Regions from separate parts of the Homo sapiens genome. Here region 1 is linked to region 2. Evidence: chromatin contacts called from ENCODE Hi-C or POLR2A ChIA-PET data. All regions are on one chromosome and are shown on one strand. The core of a region is the stretch at or near the end of the contact, and the rest is flanking DNA. Distances in the headings are between cores, read along the strand shown. Region 1 overlaps UXS1 (UDP-glucuronate decarboxylase 1). Region 2 overlaps UXS1 (UDP-glucuronate decarboxylase 1).

Evidence for each region. Hi-C counts contacts between places; a loop is a spot of excess contacts on that map. ChIA-PET counts read pairs that join two places held with the same protein, here RNA polymerase II (POLR2A). Pooled maps may share reads with other maps.
Region 1: a pooled map shows a loop between it and region 2 (2.4-fold over the local background). The contact joins two enhancer-like sites. A Hi-C loop is called at or near these places in 2 of 168 maps with a recorded cell type or tissue (PC-3 and gastrocnemius medialis), 2 of 37 single-sample maps with no recorded cell type and 11 of 50 pooled maps. POLR2A ChIA-PET finds 5 or more read pairs at or near these places in 5 of 52 experiments (A673, CD4-positive, alpha-beta memory T cell, K562 and 2 more).

The regions. Positions count from the first base shown.
Region 1 is chr2:106,146,419-106,149,243 of GRCh38, forward strand. The region is part of intron 5 of UXS1 (UDP-glucuronate decarboxylase 1); the gene reads right to left. Among named protein-coding and RNA genes, the nearest start is that of UXS1, 46 kb to the right of the region's middle. Within about 2 kb of position 1,438, at least 6 of the 41 ENCODE cell types and tissues checked have a DNase peak (open chromatin) inside an H3K27ac peak, as active enhancers do.
Region 2 is chr2:106,112,292-106,115,149 of GRCh38, forward strand. UXS1 (UDP-glucuronate decarboxylase 1) reads right to left here. Exons shown (of 15, transcript NM_001253875.2): 10 at 355-474. Among named protein-coding and RNA genes, the nearest start is that of ECRG4, 48 kb to the left of the region's middle. Within about 2 kb of position 1,533, at least 7 of the 41 ENCODE cell types and tissues checked have a DNase peak (open chromatin) inside an H3K27ac peak, as active enhancers do.

The DNA.
Region 1 (2,825 bases), core at 188-2,687, 34 kb after region 2:
AAACTCCTGTTTAAAATAAATGAAATCTCACACACGATGAAGTATTCACCACGGTGAGAGAGTAAAGCCACCTGGATTTGAGTGGAGTGGTAGCTCATGCCTGTAATCCCAGCACTTTGGGAGGCCGAGACAGGTGGATCACTTGAGATCAGGAGTTCAAGACCAGTCGGGCCAACATGGTGAAACCCTGTCTCTACTAAAAATACAAAAAATTAGCTGGGCGTGGTGGCACACTCCTGTAATCCCAGCTAGTTGGGAGGCTAAGGCAGAAGACTCACTTGAACCCAGGAGGCGGAAGTTGCAGTGGATCGTACCACTGCACTCCAGCCTGGGTGACAGAGAAGACTCCATCTCAAAAAAAAAAAAAAAAAAAAAAAAGAAGCCATCTGGATGAAAAAGATCAAAAATGGCAGAGGAGAAGTAAGGGGAGGCTATAAACTAAAAATGAAATTTGGGTTGGGTGCAGTGGCTCATGCCTGTACCCAACACTTTGGGAAGCCAAGGTGGCTGGATCATTTGACGCCAGGCGTTCAAGACTAGCCTGCGCAGCATGGTGAAACCCCGTCTCTACTAAAAATACAAAAATTAGCTACACGCCTGTAATCCCAGCTACTATGGTGGCTGAAGCACAAGAATCACTTGAACCTAGGAGGTGGAGGTTACAGTGAGTTGAGATCACACCACTGCACTCCAGCCTGGGTGACAGAGCGAGACTCTGTCTCATAAATAAATAAATATCCTAAGTCCCCCAACTGAGTGGGCCCCCTCTTGGCCAAACGGAACCCCAGAGAAACCTGAAAAGCTGAGTTCCCAGCAGTGATGTGAAAGGAGATTGGACATGCCTCACTATACTTTCTCTTTTGGAATTTAGACACAACTGACCAACGTTAATATTAAAACAGAGATCATAAACAGGACCTAGGGTCGTGCCAGACAGGAGCTAAGTCACATCCCTCCAAGTCATTCTGACCCAGTGTATTGGTGAACAGACTTCCTTGTCATAACTTAGATTCCTTTCTGCTGACTCCAAAGTTTTACACAAAGATTTACTCCTTTAACCAATTACAAAGTAAAAAATCTCTAAAGCCAGGGAGGTCAAGGCTGCAGTGAGTGGCAATTGTGCCACTGCACTCCAGCCTGTGTGACAGAGAGAGACCCTGTCTCAAAATAAATAAAATAAAATACAGAATCTCTTAACCCGCCTATACCTGTGAGCCCCCACTTCAAAATAGCCTGTCTTTTTGGGCCAAACCAATGTAAAAGCCCTATATATTGATTTATACCTCCTTGTAACTTCTGCCTCTCTAAAATGTATAAAACTAAACTAATCCGCCTGCCTCGGGCACACTTACTCAAGGCTTCTTGGTTTTGTGTTTCCTGGGGCTGCAGTTACTCATACTGGATCATAATACACCTCTAAAATATTTTAGAGTTTGGTTTTTCAGTTAACAAGGCCAACCTCAAGAATAACCATCCCTTAACCACCACATAGATATTACATATGCTCTGATGAAATGCAAATCAAATGGTTAAGACAGGATGGGTGAGACCAGGCATCCTCATGCTCGATAGCTTTCATTTGGCTTTACCAACAGCACCATTTTCCAAATCCCCTTTGCCTTCAAGATAAGAAACTGACACCCAGAGAAGTTACGTCTTTGACTAAAATCCTCAGAGATCACTAGCTGGGACACACTAAAGCTACAGTCTTTCTAATTACACGCTCTCTACTGCCTGTCAATTTGTCTGGTTCGTGTTTCATCTTAAGAGCTCCCACATTCTACTGCTATACCTGAACAATGACTATGAAAAACGATTTTCCAGAAAAATAATTGAAATTCAAAGTTGACTCACCACTAGAGCTTAACTCACGGGATGAGATTTCATTTTATCTTCACGTTATTGCATTTTTTCCAAGTTTTCCATGATTTTTACATTTAAAAACTTGCAACTTTTAAAAAGAAATGTAACCCCTTTTAACATAACTGTTTCTCTATATGCAAATATTTCTGAAAACAAAATGTTCAGTGGCACTCTAACATTATCTCTGCACCCAAAATACCTGGCAGACAGTTCTGAGATATCAGAGATGCAGCGTATTAAATTACACATGATCATCTCCAACATCTCACTAGTCTTAGTACTGACGTAAAATTGTTGGAAGCACCTTAGCTTGACTAAAATGCACTGGAATTTTTTTTTCTGAAGTAATTTCCTTCTACCTAAAATACTTAAGATTTATATAATATAGCTGGATGGTTATGCAATTTTTTATCCTAATCAATGTTAGCCCATTAGGCAAGTGTTTCAAATAGAAACAAATTTGGTGAAAGCTTAGCACTTACAAAGCTCTATCAGGAACACTAATCACCAAACCCAAGGATATTCTTTGAATAACAAGGAGCTAATACCCAAAAGAGAACAGGAGAAAAGAAGTAAGACCTCTTACACTGAGATGGATTAGAACTTACACGGCTTTGCATGGCTTTCCAGTATAGGGGTTTGTCTCAGTGTGCTTTCTTGCTCGCTCTTGTGGGTGCCAATAGGCAGCTAAAGTGGTCTAGTTCAAGGTCAGCAGTCAAACTCATGATGCTTAGCAAATTAGCAAAAAATCAAAAAATGTATTTCAAAGCAAGTCTCCTCTTTCTGTTGAAGCTGTCCTAAGGCTTACCAATTTACTGAAAAGGCTTTAAGTTATAGCAACAATATACCAGACTCACATGCCAAATGCCTCAGAAATGTGCTTAACCTATGAGATGGCAGATGAGGGGAAAAAAAAAACTAAGTCTGTTTGCTGTGGTGATGTGTAAAGCAAAATAAATTCT
Region 2 (2,858 bases), core at 283-2,782:
AGGCTTCTCAGCCATCCGAGGACACCCAGTACAGGCACACCCCTGGCTACAGCCAGCAGGCCAAAAGTATGTCGGAGAAGGTCTTCACAGGCCGGCTGGTACAGGCAGGCAGACCTGGAGGCATGGGCAGGGACCCCAGTGGCCATGGAGGGCAAGGTGACTCTAGTTTCGTGGAGCAGCCATGCATCTGGGTTATGTCCCCGTGCCTGCCTTCCCCTTAGTGGAGGGTAGCGGGTATACATGGCAGCTTCAGAAGTGTCACTCCCTGAACCAAGATGCACTTATCCCTCATCCTTTGTGAGCTGACTTCGATTTGGGTTGCAAGGTGCTCCCTGAGCCGAGGCCAGCACCTACCGTGAGTGGCTCCCCCTGGAGCGCCTGCAGGATGAAGTTGCTGACTACTCGCCCATCGTTCATGTGCATGCGTGGCCCAAAGGTGTTGAAGATTCTGGCCACTCGCACTTCCACGCCTTCCTGGAACAGAGAGAAGAGGAGGTCAGGTGTGCTCCCCTGTGTGGTCCACGCATCCACTTTGCATTTCCAGTGCCCTGCATGCAATGCAGAATGGAAACGTTCTGCTTTCCATTCCAAAATGGAAATGGCTTTTTTGTTCTGATTCCATAATGTGCTCATTATAGACCAATCGGGAGACTACACAGGGCTATACCAAAGAGAGTCAAAGCTGTCCCAGATCTCGCCACTGAAAGGCCACCAGCATTAATATTTTGGTAGAAAACCAGCCAAACAGTACAAGGAGGAAAAACGTGTATTTATATAATTTTTTTTCCCAGTTAAATATATATTTTCCAAAATGGGATCATGTTATGAATATGCTTTTCTAATCTTTTTCACATAATATATTGTGCAAATTAATCACTCAATAGAGATTTAGATGTCAATGAATATTTAATAGCTAGGGAGAAATACAAGAAAGCTCTCTATCTTAGGAAAAGGGGACACAGAAACGTTCTTACTGAGTGAGCTTGCATCTACACTCCCAATCTATTTTACTAAAAAACATCTGTTTTAGTGAGAAACTAAATACAACTTAGTGCCCAGTATAGGTTATTAGCTAATGGCCTGGAAAGAGAAACATACTGACACTGTTTAAATAGTCATCCCTCCTGTTCATTTTCACCTCTATGTTCATTTTCAAGTATTTTTAATGCTTCTATTTTTACTACAATGAACATGTATTACTTTTGTAATCCAGAAAAGCCTGTTTTCAAATATGCAATCATGGAAGTGCATACTTGAATAACAAAAGCCTGCTCTAAGTGATCGTGTTAATTATTAACTTCACAGACTGCTTTGCCATGGATGGAAAAATTAAATGTTTTTATCACAAACTCTGAATTAGTGGGCTTTTACAGTGTATACGTATCTAATGTTTGATCCACTGCAGAACAAACGTGCACTTTCTGGGCACCTGAGGGCAGGGAGCCTGGGGCGTGAGGACCTGGGCTCTGCTTCTCACTGCGCCCATGTGTCCGCCGTTCCCGCTCCACCGCTCACTGCCCAGGCCTGCCACTGACTCGGTCGCAGCAAGACTGGGAAAGAAGCAGTACTCACCTGACCGCCTCAGTGTTCTAAGACTGAAGCACAGGCCCAGTGGCTGTATTTGGTGCCAGTTATCACTACCAGCTGAAACAGTTCTTTTTTCAATTTCGGCCAACACCTTAGGCTGGCATGGGTTGGGAATGGGAATCCAATGAACCCTTAGCTAACAAGGCTTACTTAGCACAGAATTTCTCCACCAGTATAGCGAGTTAAAGGGCATGAACCACGAGCCCCAGAGGCCCCATCAGCCCTCTCAGTGGCTGGAGTGACACGGCCGCCACCTCGGCCCACAGCAGGCTTGTCAATTTCCCTAGGGTGTTCCACAAACCCAGGCGGGTTTTTAAGTGTGCTGTGATATGAAAAAGGGTGAGAGGCATGGAAGCACACAGTTAACTTTTAGAAGCCAGAGTGCTTTATTTGTGCTAATTCTTCCTAGTAATACACTGTAATACTTCACGTGAGCCACTCAGATACTCAGGACAAAGATATGAGCTAAGTCCAAGAATAAATCAACCCTTTTCTCCACCGAACTAATGAGTGTATTAAAAAGGGTGGGGAGCAGAGATGCTGCTCTCAACAGAAAATGACTCAGAAGTACCCACTTGCATTTAATTGATAAGATGAGGAAAGAAAGTGAATGGATGTGGCTTTATTCTAGGAAAAGACTGGAAAAACCTCAGCAAATTTACAATAATCAACGCAATGTGCCTGGCAGGGGAAAAGCTCAATGGGTTAGGCAAAATTTGCAGCAAATCAAATGCTTTTATCTTCTTGACGTTCCCTTTCCACAAAACAATATTCCGGAACATGGCCTCATTAGGATCAGCAGACATTAAGTGTCCAACCCATAAACAGGCTTGCTTGCTGTGGCTTTTCTATTTGGGCCTGTAATGGTTCAGCAACAGAGGGCAGCCCTTCTATACAGGTGCAACAGCCGTTGAGTGCAACAACACTTCCAAGAACACGAGCTCTCAAGGCTGGTCTACACCAATAAGACAAGCTACTCATGAAGCCTAAACTCCTTACATGAAATAGACAGGAACCCGAGGCTCACTCCAGTTAAGCCCTGCTCTCCTCTGGGATGATGGTGTCTTCTGGAGTTTGTATGCCCATCTATCCCTTTCTAGGTAGCATCAGGGAACCCTTGGCCTTCACACAAAGGCGACCCCCAGTCAATATGTATAGTCCACTTGCTGCTGAATCCTCATTCTCACTGGTCCTCACGGTGGGACCATGTGGGCAGGCAGGGGGACAGTCGATGGATGCTGACACCACTGTTGATGGTGGCAGTTCAGTTG